2 separate regions of the Homo sapiens genome follow, and region 1 is linked to region 2. Evidence: chromatin contacts called from ENCODE Hi-C data. All regions are on one chromosome and are shown on one strand. Each heading gives the region's core, a stretch centred on a gene start or an enhancer-like site at or near the end of the contact. The rest is flanking DNA. Distances are from core to core; before and after follow the strand shown.

The links. Hi-C counts contacts between places; a loop is a spot of excess contacts on that map. Pooled maps may share reads with other maps.
Region 1: a map of HepG2 shows a loop between it and region 2 (21-fold over the local background). The contact joins the enhancer-like site here to the promoter of CNPY1 in region 2. A Hi-C loop is called at or near these places in 1 of 168 maps with a recorded cell type or tissue (HepG2), 2 of 37 single-sample maps with no recorded cell type and 4 of 50 pooled maps.

What each region holds. Positions count from the first base shown.
Region 1 is chr7:155,765,816-155,772,542 of GRCh38, forward strand. RBM33 (RNA binding motif protein 33) reads left to right here. Exons shown (of 18, transcript NM_053043.3): 16 at 652-840. Among named protein-coding and RNA genes, the nearest start is that of SHH, 43 kb to the right of the region's middle. RefSeq lists a silencer at 2,607-2,800. Within about 2 kb of position 4,058, at least 2 of the 41 ENCODE cell types and tissues checked have a DNase peak (open chromatin) inside an H3K27ac peak, as active enhancers do.
Region 2 is chr7:155,541,366-155,548,922 of GRCh38, forward strand. It overlaps CNPY1 (canopy FGF signaling regulator 1), which reads right to left and starts at 5,194. Exons shown (of 5, transcript NM_001393663.1): 1 at 5,064-5,194; 2 at 4,466-4,578. The coding sequence starts at 4,564. RefSeq lists enhancers at 722-1,522, 6,809-7,310.

The DNA of each region.
Region 1 (6,727 bases), core at 2,808-5,307, 220 kb after region 2:
TTAGACCAGCAGAATCATACTTGGGGAGTGCCTGGGTCCTCAGTCACAATTGTGTTTTGTTTCTTTTGAAAAGCTTGCAGACGATGGAAATGTGCAGCCACGGCTGAATTTCTGGTTGCAGAATCTGCCTGGGAGGGTTTCAGGGTAGCAAATGTAGTCTCTGCCAGCGGAGTCAGGTACATGATGCTGTGGCTTGTTGTGACTGTAAGGTGGACTTAGCACTGTGCACAGCAGGTCCTGCTTAAACCAGCCTATACTACACTAGGAGAAATGGGGGCTCTGGGACTCTCAGGACAGGATCCAAATTCTGAACTGTCATTTGCAGCAAGTTTCTCAGCCCTGACGGGTGCCTGATCTACACAGAATGATGATGACACAGAGTGCCCACCGAGCACAAGCGTGTGGCCCCTGGAGAGGTGCAGGCTTCGTCAGCTCCCTCCTCTTCCTCCGCCTACACTTAAACTTGCTGGATATAGTTGTCTCATTTAGCTATTAAAACATTCTCTGATAGTGGATAGAAAACTACAGAAAATCCTGTAGCTCATGGTATATTTTAATGGATTCTAAGTTATTTGTTCACTTTTATATCTTAGTGACTATCGAAGAAGCTCAGGCTTGAAACTCTGAATGTATTTCCTTTGTTGTCACCAGGCCATCATGCACGGACGAGGCAGAGGAGTGGCCGGTCCCATGGGCCGGGGGCGCCTGATGCCAAACAAGCAGAACCTGCGGGTGGTGGAGTGCAAGCCCCAGCCCTGCGTGGTGTCTGTGGAGGGGCTGTCCTCGTCCACCACGGATGCCCAGCTGAAGAGCCTGCTGATGTCAGTGGGACCCATTCAGGTAGCCGCCTGGGGGTGGCATCTGTGCCACGGGTAGTTGTGTCCCAAGACAAAATCATTTCTTGATTTAAAACACAGTGCCCTTTGTGTTGGCTACTTCATATTAAAATAATACTTGGGAAGTAAGACAAATAACCTGTTGTGCATACTTAGTATCAGAACATTTGCCTCAAACGTTTATTTTGAAATTTTCAGATTCTTAGTTATAAATTTTAAGAAATAAATACCCCAGCTGAACAGATTATCCTTTGAGATCCTTTTAATTGTCATAGAAGGTTCACACTTGCACACATACATACAAAATTTTTTGTTCTATCAAATGACTTGTTTTATTTGTAATAACATTACATTTTAAAGTATTTAGCCTTCTTTTCCTTGCTTTCCAGAAATAGCTTCATGTGCTAAATAGCTGTGACTTGGTTTAGATTTTACAAATATGACAGTATCTTGGATTGTATCTTCATCTCTTAATTTAAAGCTGGCTAACTCTAATGCTGAAACATGCCTGCTGAGCTGGCTGCAAATGAGATGCATGAAAAGGAACACAGTTCCAGGTCCACTGGAAACAGGGTTTTCCACGGAAACTCCTGGTCTCTGTAGGCTGACCCAGCGAAGAAGCTACCTGCTTGTTCAGTCCGATTTCTGGCCTCCCCGTCAGGTGCCACCTGTGGTGCCCATTGTTGCCATTGCCACGCACCGTGCGTCCCGTGGTGGGATCTGGTGTGTCTGGGGGCAGAGCACTTTGGAAATAAGACATTTTTGGATGCACAGAGTACATGTCAGAGTTCTGAGGAGTCCAAAGTGCTTTCTTTCAAGAATCTCTTACAGCCTCTAGCTTCATGGGTGGATTTGGAAACATGTTAACACTAGGGTTGATACGGGTAATTAATGTACATGTTTTAGATCTCCATCTGCTGTTGACAGTTCCTAAAAATGAATAGATGAAAACTCTTCCAGAAACATACATGTTACTTGGGTTTAATTGCTGCCATCTTCATTACTGGCTTCCTGGGGAGATAGGTTTCATTTTTATTGGTGTGTAGTAATGGAAAGTTAACCCAAAGCCTTGGCTTCTGTTTGTGATAGAGCGGGCTCCCTAGTGGTGCAGTTAGGAATACTTCATCAGCTATTAGAAGCGTACAGTGTATGTTTAAGGATATTTCAAAACAATTGATCATAATCTGGATTAATTTGCAGGAACACGGTAGACACTAGAGCATTTTAGATGGATTAAAATGTGGTTATCCTAATCTGAGATTCTCAAAATAAATGGTGATGGAGAATTCTGGTCCAGTAACTGTGTAGCAGTGAGTCCAGATGAAAAAACCCTGAGCCTAGTCTGTTGTGAGCCACAGATGGGTGCGCTTGGCGAGGCCTCACGTGTGTGGCCCAGTGTCCTGCTGGTCCTCCTGTCTTTGGGGCGATCTGCACTTCCCTGTGGGCAGAAGGGTTGCACTGTTGTTTTCATATGTCACCTGCTACTTTTGTGGACTTTGCTTCATCCTGTGTAGTCTTGATCATTTTCTTGAATATTTTTGAGTGTGATCGAGTTGTCAAGATCCATACCTGAACAGCAAGTACTGTTTGCTTCTCACAGCATTGAGTGAGGCTCAGAGCCTACATTGTGAGAATATGCTTGGAGTCATTGCCAAACCAGCTAATTTCTGTCTTGTCTTTTAAATTGAATTTTGCATTTTGTACCGTGGGTTTGTATAGACCTCTTAAATGGTCTCTTTTTCCTTCCATTTGCTTCCATTTCCTTCGAGTGCTGGGATTACAGGCGTGAGCCACAAATATTTTTTATCCTAAATGTTTTGGAATAGTGTCGAGTCTCTGTCTCTTTGGGATATGGCACCACCTAGTGTTCACTGGTGTAATGCCAGGTGGTGTCTACACCAGGAGGACCTATATTCATTCCTTTGGGCCTTTTAATTTTAGAAGATTCTAGTAACTGCATGTTATTTTTTGTTTTTGTTTTTGGAGACGGAGTCTCGCTCTGTCGCCCAGGCTGGAATGCAGTGGTGCGATCTGGGCTCACCGCAACCTCCGCCTCCCGGGTTCAAGCGATTCTCCTGCCTCAGCCTCGCGAGTAGCTGGGACTACAGACGCGTGCCACGCCTGGCTAATTTTTTGTATTTTTAGTAGAGACGAGGTTTCACTGTGTTAGCCAGGATGGTCTTGATCTCCTGACCTCGTGATCCGCCCGCCTCAGCCTCCCAAAGTGCTGGGATTACAGGTGTGAGCCACCGCACCCGGCTGTCACTGCATGTTAACTATACTTTTTAAACCCATGGAATTTGAGAACTTTTCTCAGTGTAGCAGTGATGTGGTAGCCAGTTTTGTTCTCAGATTAGTGTTTTACTTCCTTAAACTACATTAATAAGCCTCTCCAGAAAGTCCATTTCAAAGACATTTATCTATAGACTCAGTGAGGAAGAATGAGAAGATTTCGTAGAAATGTCATAACCAGAAGATGGTCTTCCAAAAAGTTTCGAACTGTAACCATGTTTCAGAAATTGTAACTTGACAAGAACTTGATTCTTCGAAGACTAGATATTTTTTTTTTCTGTCTACTCATAAACCACATAGGAACTCTTTCGTTCTTCCTGGGTGTCATCTGGAAGGAACTGAAAGAAGCAAGAAACCGTCATCTGTGTTTCTTGCGGGAAAGCACATTAAAGCAGCGGGAAGAAGGGGAGTGGGCGCACAGCCTCCCTGGCTGGGCCCTAGTGACCGACTTCTCCCGAGTCAGCTTTGCTCCCAAGGCCAGGGGGGCTGCCGTCCCCCAGAGGCTGCTGAGGAGAGCCCTCGGAGATGCAGTGCAGAAGCCTCTCCCTGACGCTGCTGATTTGGGGGTAGGCATGGAAATGTAGAGAGTACCGCTCAGAGAAGAATCTGCCCTTTGCAGAGCGGATCTCAGCCCACCATGGAGGCCCTGTGAACTCGGTGGAAGGTGGGATCATCTCGGCGTCTGACTGACTGATTCTGCTTCTGCTTCTAAGATAAAGTGGATCACCGAGAAGACAGCCCCTTTACGTCTGGTTCTGACTGCAGGAAGGCCTGGTTGGTGAAGTAGAAAATGTTGGAATCTTGAGTGAGCAGCTGAGTTGTTTTGAAGTTTGGACAATTGAGAAAGAAAACACTAAGCAGTGTCAGACACGGATTCCAGAAAAGCCCACGTCACAGGCTTAAAGAACAGATGTGTGTGGGCACATGATGGGAAGCCACAACGGAAAAGCTAGTTAACTGGAGGCTCTCCCACAGGGTTCTGAGAACACGGTTGTTAATCATTCCAAAAGGAGGAGGAGGATTGAAGAGACCTGTGTGAGAACACAGAGCTTGTCTGTGCTTTAGAGGAGAAGCATGCGTAAGACAGGGAAGATGGGACAACCAGGAGTGAAAAGGGAAAAGGAGAGGTCAGGAGACGTTTTAAAATTAAACCAGAGCAAAAGGAGCAACGCGCCCGGGATGTGCAGGAGAGCCCAAACGTTGAAATTCAGGGGAAGTGCCAGAATTGGTGTCCAGGAAGACCCAGCATGTTATGATAATAGATGAAAACTTGAAATGGGGCAGAAAACTCGGTGCGGGCTGGAGTTGCCCAGAGCACTGTTGTGAACCTTTCTTTACCACTCAGCCCACCGCTGGAATCGTGTGCAGGCTTCAGGCGCCCTATTTCCAACAGGAGGTTGGTCACACAATGACCTGTGTGTAGAGGGGAGCCCCATGGGCCAGTCCTGCACACCGTTCCATACAGAAATGCTTAGCAGGCTCACTGAGGCTCTGCAGGGGCTCTCGGCCCTTCCTGCCAGGGAGTGCCTCCCCCACCCGCTCTAGTGTCAGACTCTGCTCTAGGGTGGGGCTCAAGAATTTACATCTCTCATGATTTATAAATTGGGCCTATTTTAAGCAGTTTGACTTGTGTTTAAAAGCAGCTGATACCTTTTTTTTTTTTTTTTTTTCCTTTAAGTGATTCCTTAAGGTGCTAGAATTGTTGGCCAGAGGGAGAAAAAGAGCTTGGTGTTTAGGATTGCAGAATCAGTTGTAATCCTGTAACATTTTAGTTATCTTTATACATGCATGCACACACACAACCACAGCCATGCACAGACATGTACACACATGCACAGACTCTTCCTCAAAAGAGGAAGAACTTTTCATGGGGAAAAGAGGCGGGTTCTGAACAACATGGAAGCTTTTCGCTGCCAGGTGGCATGGTTGTTGATTCGATCTTACGGTTCTGGATGGGATTGCTGGGTACACATGTGTGAAGCTGCCAGCTGAAGTGTATTCTTTTAACTTGCATTTGCTACTTATTTAGTAGCCCAGTGAGATTTCCTCAGAAGTTGTCTGAAGATGTCTCTGAAAAATGAAAAGCCAATCAGGGTGAGAGCTGGTGTGCCAGGCTTTCCCCTCTCCCTGCCAGTACGTTATGTGGGGGCTGGGGGTGAAGAAGGAGGTCCTTACATAGGTCAGTATGTAGACTTGAGACAAATTCTAACTTGTGGTTTGTTCTGGGTGAAGAAAAGTTTTAACTCTATGATAGCGTGTTGCTCAGGTGTGTAGACGTGTATATTTTCACAGTGGAAGCTGGCGACCATGTCTTTAAGCTTTCACTGGAAAGTTTCTTTTCCTCTGCTCCTAATAAATCACGAATACTTGTCATTTTGGTAGGTCAAAAATGGTTGAATATTGACAATTTCTACAATTTTGTATCTAGAAAACAGGGTTTATTTCTGAAAGAAGGTACAAAAATGTAAGGAGAGAGGGTAGACAGGAAGCAAATTTTAGGGCAGCACGCTTGTTCATTATGTTGAGTGACTGAAAACCAAGGCATTCCTCTGATTGAAGAATCTCACTGGAAGTTAATGCTTTCTTCACGGATAGCTTCTCAATCAAATCGAGGTTTTTAAGCTACGTAGATTACAAGTAAAACCTGATACCAAATATTGTATGATTGGCAGCCTGATACCCTCATTTCACATTGTGAAATTGCCCAAAGGAAATAAAGTCACCACATATATCTAGAAATGTTATTTCCCAAAAGAACTGCATGATATTTTCTTTTTTCTTATTTTATTTTATTTTTTATTTTTGGGAGACAGAGTCTCGCTCTGTCACCCAGGCTGGAGTGCAGTGGTATGATCCTGTGATCATGATTCACTGCAACCTCCACCTGCTGGGCTCAAGGGATCCTTCCGCCTCAGCCTTCTGAGTACCTAGGACTAGAGGTGTACACCACTGGGCCTGGCTAATTTTTGATTTTTTTTTGTGGAGACAGGCCCTCACTTGAGTATAGTACTTCCAAAATCCAGATTCTATCTGTGAATTGCAGAATGTTGATCATTGTTTTATGATATATGAAATTTTCCTTATCCATTCTTAATGAAGGAATTTTTATATTTTTAGACAAGATAAGTTTAGAGAAGGTCCATTATTGTAGTTCTCACAGTAAGCTCTGCTGCAGTATTGGCAGCTGTTGTGTGAAACTGTTTCAGTCACTTTTGAGTGTTGTTTAAACCCCCCAGGATCCTGGAGCACTGAGCATGCTGGTGCTGTTGCCGGAAGAACGGAGAGAACCCCGGAGGCACGGCTGCAGCAGCTCTAACCTAGGTTAGGGTTAGGGTTTAGGTTCGGGTTAGGTTAGGGTTAGGGTTAGGCTGGGATGGACAAGTGACACTCACTCCACACAGCCCCTTACCTGGGAACAGAACAGATAGGATTTTCTCTTTGGAAGTTGCTCTATTGTTTCAGTGACTGAGTATCATTCACAGGCTAATACACAAAAGGGGTGCATGCTGAAATATGAGTCTGGCAGATTGGGAGAGAAAACAGGTCTCTGTCAAGAAATACAGGCGGAATTTCAAAGTCCAGAAAGCCATATTGCAAGC
Region 2 (7,557 bases), core at 3,944-6,443:
CGGGAGCTGAGGTCCCTGTACATCGTGTATTACTAAACAGCTGCCCCTTCCATCCTCTCTGCTTCTACAGGCTGTCCCATAAAGTTGATAACATTGAAGACTTCTGAGCTAGCTTGAGAATGATGTTGATTACAATAATGAGCCTTATTTTCTAATCATTCCCCACACCACATGACCCACACCTTCCTCCCTTCTAGCCTGCTTGGCAGGTCAGCCTCAGATGATGAGGAGGGAGGCCAACCGGGCCTGGCTTGGAGGCTCCCCAGAGCCCCCGCAGTCTGCTGAGTGTGGGGCGACTGTCCATGGGTCTTGCTCTAACTCAAGGGAAGCTGGAGCACCCTTCCTCGAGGGTCTTGCTGCCTGGCTGGCCAGGAGGACAGTGTGGATGGAGCCACACACCCTGAGGTCCTTCCCAGGAAGGGAAGTCTTCCAGCCTCGCACCAGCCTCTATAACCATCACTCAAAGGTGGGTAAGCAGCCCTGGTACTCAGAAACCACGGCAGCCCTATAGAGGGGATGCTTTGCTTGAAGGGGCCTTTTAGTACTGTCTTTGCTGGGATTCTCCCAGGGCTGTTTACCTGGAAGGTTCTGGAAACACTAGAGTGGAGGGGAAGTTCTACTGGAAGGCAGCCAATGAACGCTGTGTTTGCAAGCCGGCTGCCATGACAGGGGCAGGGTCGGGGGGGCAGAAGTCTGCTGGGAAAATCCTAGAAGCCGGTGCAGAACACGTGCAGTGGGACGCTCGATGTGGAGTATTCACAACCCCTGCTGTAGGGCCTGAGAGCTGATTCCCTCCCTGCCAGGCTGAGTGCTGTCAGGCAGGGAAGGCGGAGCTGGGCAGGGGAGTCAGGCAGGCAGGGAAGGCGGAGCTGGGCAGGGGAGTCAGGGGAGCCCCAGGGAAAGCAAGTCCTGCTTGGTCCTGCCAGCTGCTCCCCGGACCTACGGGTCTGGGAGTCACCAGGCTCCAAGGAGTGACCCCCCAACCATGGTCAGAGCACCCCTTGCTCATGGGCGGGCGTAGGGAGCCAAGGAAGGAAGGTCCTGGGTGTGGGCATGGAAAGGCTCTTCATGGAGACCTCTGCTTGCCCTTCGGGGCTCACCCAAGCTTCCTGACTGATGCTGGGGCCTCACTGCTGGGCCTCACGTGGAAAGAGCCACTGCACACCCCTGGGGCTGGGGGATTTCTGTCTGAGCCACAATGCTGCTAGTGGCAAAGTATGCAGAGTAGAAAAAAAAGCGGGGTCCCCACATATCCCGGGGCTCCTGTGGTGCAGCCGGACCCCAAGACCCTCCCGCTGCTGAGAGGACATGCAGGCTGTCGTGGGCACCTGGCCCTCCTCTGTGTCTGTCCCAGCCCCACATCCACACCAGGGACTGAGCCAGTGCGGGCAGAGGCCCGCCTGCGGCCACAGCCCTTTCACTGGCTGCTCTCTGGGGGCCTCCTTTGACTCTTCTTCTAAGCAAGGGAGGCCTGGCCTGAGAGAAGCTGGTTTGCACATCTCCCCTGTCCACACTGCCCTCCCAGACCCACCCCCGCCCGAGGCTAGACGGAGAGAATAGCCCGGTATGGACACAGGCCGCTTTGCACACACTGGGTCCGCACAGTGCCGAGAGGCCACTCACTCGCTTTGCTTCTTCCCGTGGCTCCCCTTAGGAACTCGGATTCTCGGGGGAACCCGCCTCACCCCTCCCACAGAGGAACAGCCTCTCCAAGGACCCTGTGGCATCAGCACCCTCAGCTCTGAAGACACGGCCTGTGTTTCTTTCCAGCCTGACTGAGGTCCAGAAAGGAGAAAAAAGCAGGCAAGGGGTCCTGCCGCTCTGTGGCCAGCCGGGCCGGGCTGGGAACACCTCTGGCTTCAAGACTCCTCCAGGCAGGACAATGGGGGCCCGAGACCCCTCTCATTTGGCAGCTGTGTGCCTTCTTTTGTTCTTCACTGAAGGCCAAGCTGAGCACGTGCTCTGTGAGCTGCTGGGTGGAAGGAGGAGAGTAGCCCCCGCAGTAACACCAGCCTGGCCCCCATCCAAGTCCAAGCAGAGCAAGGGCAGAGCTGACTTCACACTGCCAGATCCCCTACTTCCGAATTTGGCCAAGTAGCCTGCTGACGGAAGAAAACAATGCCACAGGAATGTGAATCACAGCAAGGAAGAGTTTTCTAAGTGGGAAGGATGAGAGACCTTCTAGAAGTTTCCAGGGGAAGACAGTGGAGCTCTTTGAAGCATGAGAGTGCTGGGACGTGAGGGGGTCACTCTGCTGTGAGTTAGCCAGAAGCAGGAACTGCTGAGCCACACACCCACCGCCAGGCCATGCTGTTCTCCAACACAAGGGCTTTAAAGACGAGTTCTCCAACACGAGGAACCCACCCGCGCGCCTACAGGGTGCACCATGTTTGCAGAGAGAAGTCTCCGTGTGATGCTGGCCTGGGCTACTTCTGGCTGAGCAGGAGCCCTGGGCAGAAAGATCACCTGAGATCAGCACCAGCTCCTTGTAGCTGCGACTCTAAGATTGCCTTAGGCACACTGGTGAATGTAGCCGTCTAGCTGCTTTCAGTTGCTTTGCAGACTAAGTGTTCCTGGCAAAATCGGAAAAGCTATTTCAACTTGATCGCCTTGAAGTGGAACATCCTCCAAGACAACAGAAAGCAGGGGAGGGTGTGGCCCATTTTCTCCAGGCAAACTTAATTCCATTCTGGGATTAGACACACTGGAAAGGCTCAGGACCCCCAAACGTGGACTCCTGGGTCGCATCACTCAAGGATGCAGTGTGAATTTGAGGAGGGTGGAAGGTACAAGGTGCTGCCATCCCAGTCCCTGCACGGCCCTCCATCCGCTGTGGGAGCTGCGGCCACTTGGCCTGACTCCCCCCGCTCTCATCAGTAATGCAGAGATGCTATTCTTTCTGCAGGGTCATTGTCAGGACTAGAAAATCACTTAAAGGCTGTCGCCCAGCAGCTGTCAATAAAGAAGGGCCACCCGGCTCCTCCCCTTCCAGCCCCTTCCTCAGGGCTCTGCGGTCATTTCCTTGGCTCCCCTTTGTTGGGCCTGTAGAGAAAGACTTCCTTTCTGCTGGCCCAGGAGCACTAATGATGTGTCTGATAGCCCAGATTGAAGTTATCAAAATATTAAGACTCAGCTTATCTTCAAAGCTATGCTGGCTGGCACACACCCCCACATTACACATGTGGACACAATGCACACACAGACAGGCACTCACATCTTCCCTGGCCCTGCTTGACAGTGGGAATCAGCTCCCGGCTGGTGTCAGGGACCAGGACTGTACTGGATTTTATGGAGGCACATGTCCTGCATTCAGGTGACCACAAAGGACCTTGAGATTCCGGGGTGCAGGCGTCAGACCTGCAGCAGAGCAGCCAGTGGGCCTGCACGGGGTCCCTCCGGTGGACTTGCCAGACACGGCTCTTGAAGGATCCATCCTTGAGTGTGCCTTTGGGGAGGCAACGAACCCAAAAGGGACCCCTGAGAGCCCAGCCCTCTCCTGTGGGAGGTACTGACCTGTGGATGGAAATTCCTCCCTCATTCATAACTGAGGCGCATTAGAAGCCTGAGGTACTTTCTGTAAGGGCTGCCTGTCACAGCCCCACAGTTCAACCACGGCACCTGTCTGTGACTCTCCTTTCCTGCCCTGTCCTCTTCGGATGGGCACACAGCTCCAGGAAGACACGGACCCCACACAGACAGCCTAGTTTGCATTATTTAAGACAGGTGCAGTGCATCACAACAAAAGAAAGCTGCAAGAAATCCAGACCCACTTCTGTTTAGCTTTGAGTGAGTTGGATGATATTGGGGAACACCTTTCTAATAATATTTCTCTTAGAATGATGCTGAAATTGGCTTATGTGTTCTGGGCACCTAGTACCTGAGGGCTCAGAGGGGAAGGTGTCCCCTAATGGGTCCCGCCTGGTGTCTTAGACTCCACCCTTCCAGCGCCCCACTCACTGCCTCTGATCCTCAGGGGGAGCCCCTCTCTAGGTTGTGCAAGAACGTTTCTTCCTTCTCCATAGCCAACTGTCCGGTCTATTCCAGAAAGTGCGTCTTACAACCTGCACCCCCAACTAGAAATCTGCACATCTTGCAGTGGGGGAGGGAGTGTGGTACCCAGGAGAGGACTATTCTGCTTTGAGTGTCTCTAGGCCGCCCCTTTAGCCTCTTCTGGGCCCCCTGCTGGCCTCACCAAGAACCACAGACGCGCTATTTTTATTCTGATGAAGAACAGTGCCGAAATGTCTTTCGACTTGACGAGACACAAAATTTAGGTGCTGAGAGAGATACTTCAATTTCAAGCTTAAAGATTACTTTGGGTCCCCCAGGACTCAGAAGCAATTTAGAGCTGATACCCTGAACAAGAGAAAGGTTAGAAGATTAAGACCAACTGCTGTTTGGATAAATGGTTGGTAATTGCCCATATCCGCAATTATACACTGGCACATAATATCTTTTCCACTACCTTTCTCCTCTCCTGAGTCCCATCGGGATTGATTCGGAAGGATCCCACCTTGGTCTTCTTCTGCCGAGCCTTGGTGATGTCGTGCTCTATCTCGTCCATCAGCGCCCTGCACGCTAAACAAGACACAAAACAGCTGTGATCAGAGGAGGAGGCGAGCCAGAGCCGGGCCTGTGGAGTGGCTTCCTCTGTGCCACCCTCTAGCTAGAACAGGGACAGTGCCGACGTGCCCAGGACCTGGGGAGGACTCTTGTCCTCTGCAGAGTTTTCAAAGACAGTGAGACAGAGACGACTTTTTTTATGTTCCCTTTTGTACTTTGTGTTTTCAAAACCATATACAATTTACTTTTACATTTAAAATGTGCTTTTTTTTTTTTGAGACAGGGTCTCACTCTGTTGCCCAGGCTGGAGTGCAGTGGCACTATCTCAGCTCACTGCAGCCTCAACCTTCCACACTCAAACCATCCTCCCATTTCCACCTCCGAGTAGCTTGGACTACAGGCATACGTCGCCACACCCGGCTAATTTTTTTTTTTTTTTAAGAGACGGGGGGTCTCACTATGTTGCCCAGGTAGGTCTTGAACTCAAGCCATCCTCCTACCTTGGCCTCCTGAATTGCTGGGATTACAAGTATCAGCCACCATGTGCAGCCTTCAAATGTGCTTTCCTATTTATTCATTTATTTATTTTTTGAGACAGAGTCTTGCTCTGTCACCCAGGCTGGAGTGCAGTGGTGCAATCTCAGCTCACTGCAACCTCCGCCTCTCAGGTTCAAACAATTCTCCTGCCTCAGGCTCCTGAGTCACTGGGACTACAGGTGCTTTCCTGAAACACTGCAGATGCTCATCCTCTGAGTCCACAGGACTCTGGAAGCCCCTCTGGGTTGTCATAATTACTCCCAAGTAGCTTCTGCACTGTGGGAAAAGTGGGTCAAAACTGGGCCCTCCTCCAAAAGATACATTTTTGCTGGATTTGAAGTCAAAGGGGACTCTCTGAAATTTATTTTTATGGGAAATGTAGCTGGTTTTGTCCCCTAAAATCCCTTCTCCCCAGGCTGTGGCTGCCCAGTGGAGGCGGCTGAGCTGTGCCTTAGGGTCTGAACTCTCACAAATAAAAGATAAATGAGGTGATGCCTCCAATATCGGCCTCATTTGCTGAACTGAAAACTGATTCTGGCTTTCCTCTCTGTGGTTGGAAGTCAGCATGTCAGGACCAGCCCAAAGGGATGTGGGAGAAAAGAGACAGCGATGTCAGTGTCCTGAATGGCCACGGAGCAGAGGCCGCCTGCCCATGTGGACCGCTCCCCTGGCTGTGAAACGAGACCCAAAGCTTCCATCTGAGTCACTCTCCCTCTGTCTGTGTTTTGGTCCCTGTTAGAACAGCATAGCCTTTCTCTGCCCAGGACATGACTTTGGCACAGGTGACATTGCGTTTAGTGCTCCCTTCTCATCCTGTGTCCGAATGCGGGCACTGAGGGCACAGGCTGTGTGGATGAGGACAAAGGCCAGTTGTGGGCGTGAAGCTGGAACACCAGCATGTTCACTGCCTTTAGGTGTTGCTGGGTGTTGCATTCCACGTGTCGTGCCCTTGTGGACTCCAGGACCCTGTGGTGGTGATTCCAGCACTATCCCCATTTCACGGACGTGGCTTGGAGAGATGGAGAGACTTTCCCAGGTGTCTCCCTTACCCAAGGTACTACAGAAATCAGCAGCCGAGCCACTGTTTGAGGACACAGATGGCACTCAGTCCTCAGAGGCACACAGCCCGCGCTCCCTCCCTACCCTGCTCTTAGGGGTCAGTGACCTTCAATCCATGTATGAGATCATTGATCACTATGATTACCTGTTAGTGAGCAGTACATCTAACGATGTACTGGGCTCCTCTGGGGCCTGGAGGTCTCTGACAGAGTAGCCTGTCTCTCTGAGGCTTCCAGGAGGAGAAGGAAGTTTTCATGGCAGAGGCATGAAAACCTGTGTCTCGGGTGTCCACATCAGCACTTACTGTTTGGACTTGACGCAGTGCACAGGGGCTCAAAGCTACTGACCACAGGCAAGCCCCTCTTCTCTAGGAGCAGGACTTACAGCTCCAAGAACAAACACTTCCTTTCTGGCTCCCTTGAAGCTAGGCCAGGGCCTGTAACTTGGTTCTACAACCATGTGTTCTGGAATCTTCCTAAAGAGCCAGTGCTCGCCCTCTGCCCTCTCTGACCCACTATAGGTCGGAGCTCAGCTCAGGCCCCAGGACCAGGGTGGCCTGGGAGATGTCAGGGTGAGGAACTCAAAGGCGGGTCCTGGGGCCTGCAAGGGGAGAACTCTGTGCTGACCGGGACAGCACCCTCCACCCTTACGAGAGGGAGACAAGCATCCAGATTGTCTAAGCCATTGCTATTTTGAGTTCACTACACTCACTCACCTTCCACCTCTGGGATGGAATAAGAAAGGACCCTCCATGGTCAGTGCTCCCCAGTGGGGGATCTCGGTCAGCGCAGGGCCAGGGCTGCCAGGGGAGCGTGGGCCCAGAATCCCGGGCCCACAGGTGGTGAACAGCCCAGTAGGCTCAGATGAGGAGTCCTCTAGGAAGAGCCGGCGGTGACCATGTTACTGCTGAGAATGGGGCCGCCTGGGACCCCTGAGGACAGCAGGAGCCCAGCTCCCACACGAGATTAGGAGGAAGAGGGATGGGATTGTCTGATGTCCTTTACCCTGGCTCCTGAGAGAGGGCAGATGGTGGGAAATGGTGTCTTGGAAGCAGAGGCCAAAGCAATCAGCACAAAGGAGGGGTGGCCTCTGGCCTCCAGGCCAACTTCAGAGGAGAAATGCATAGCCCGAGAGGATGGCCGCCAGCCGGGTGTGAAGGTTCCCCGAGAACCGGGGTGGGCCCAGCCCAGCATCTCCAGGGGCCCAGGTGGCCTCTGCCCTGACAGCCTCCTCCAGCCCTTCCTGGTGGACCCAGGAGCTGGAGATGGTGCGTCCTCACCTCCTGGCTGGCAGAGGACAGTGCTGGCCAACAGAAAGAATGTGGCCTTGCCGTCAAGTGCCAGCGTCAAACCCTGCTGGGCCATGGATGAGCGTCACCCGGCTCTACCCAGAGTCTCT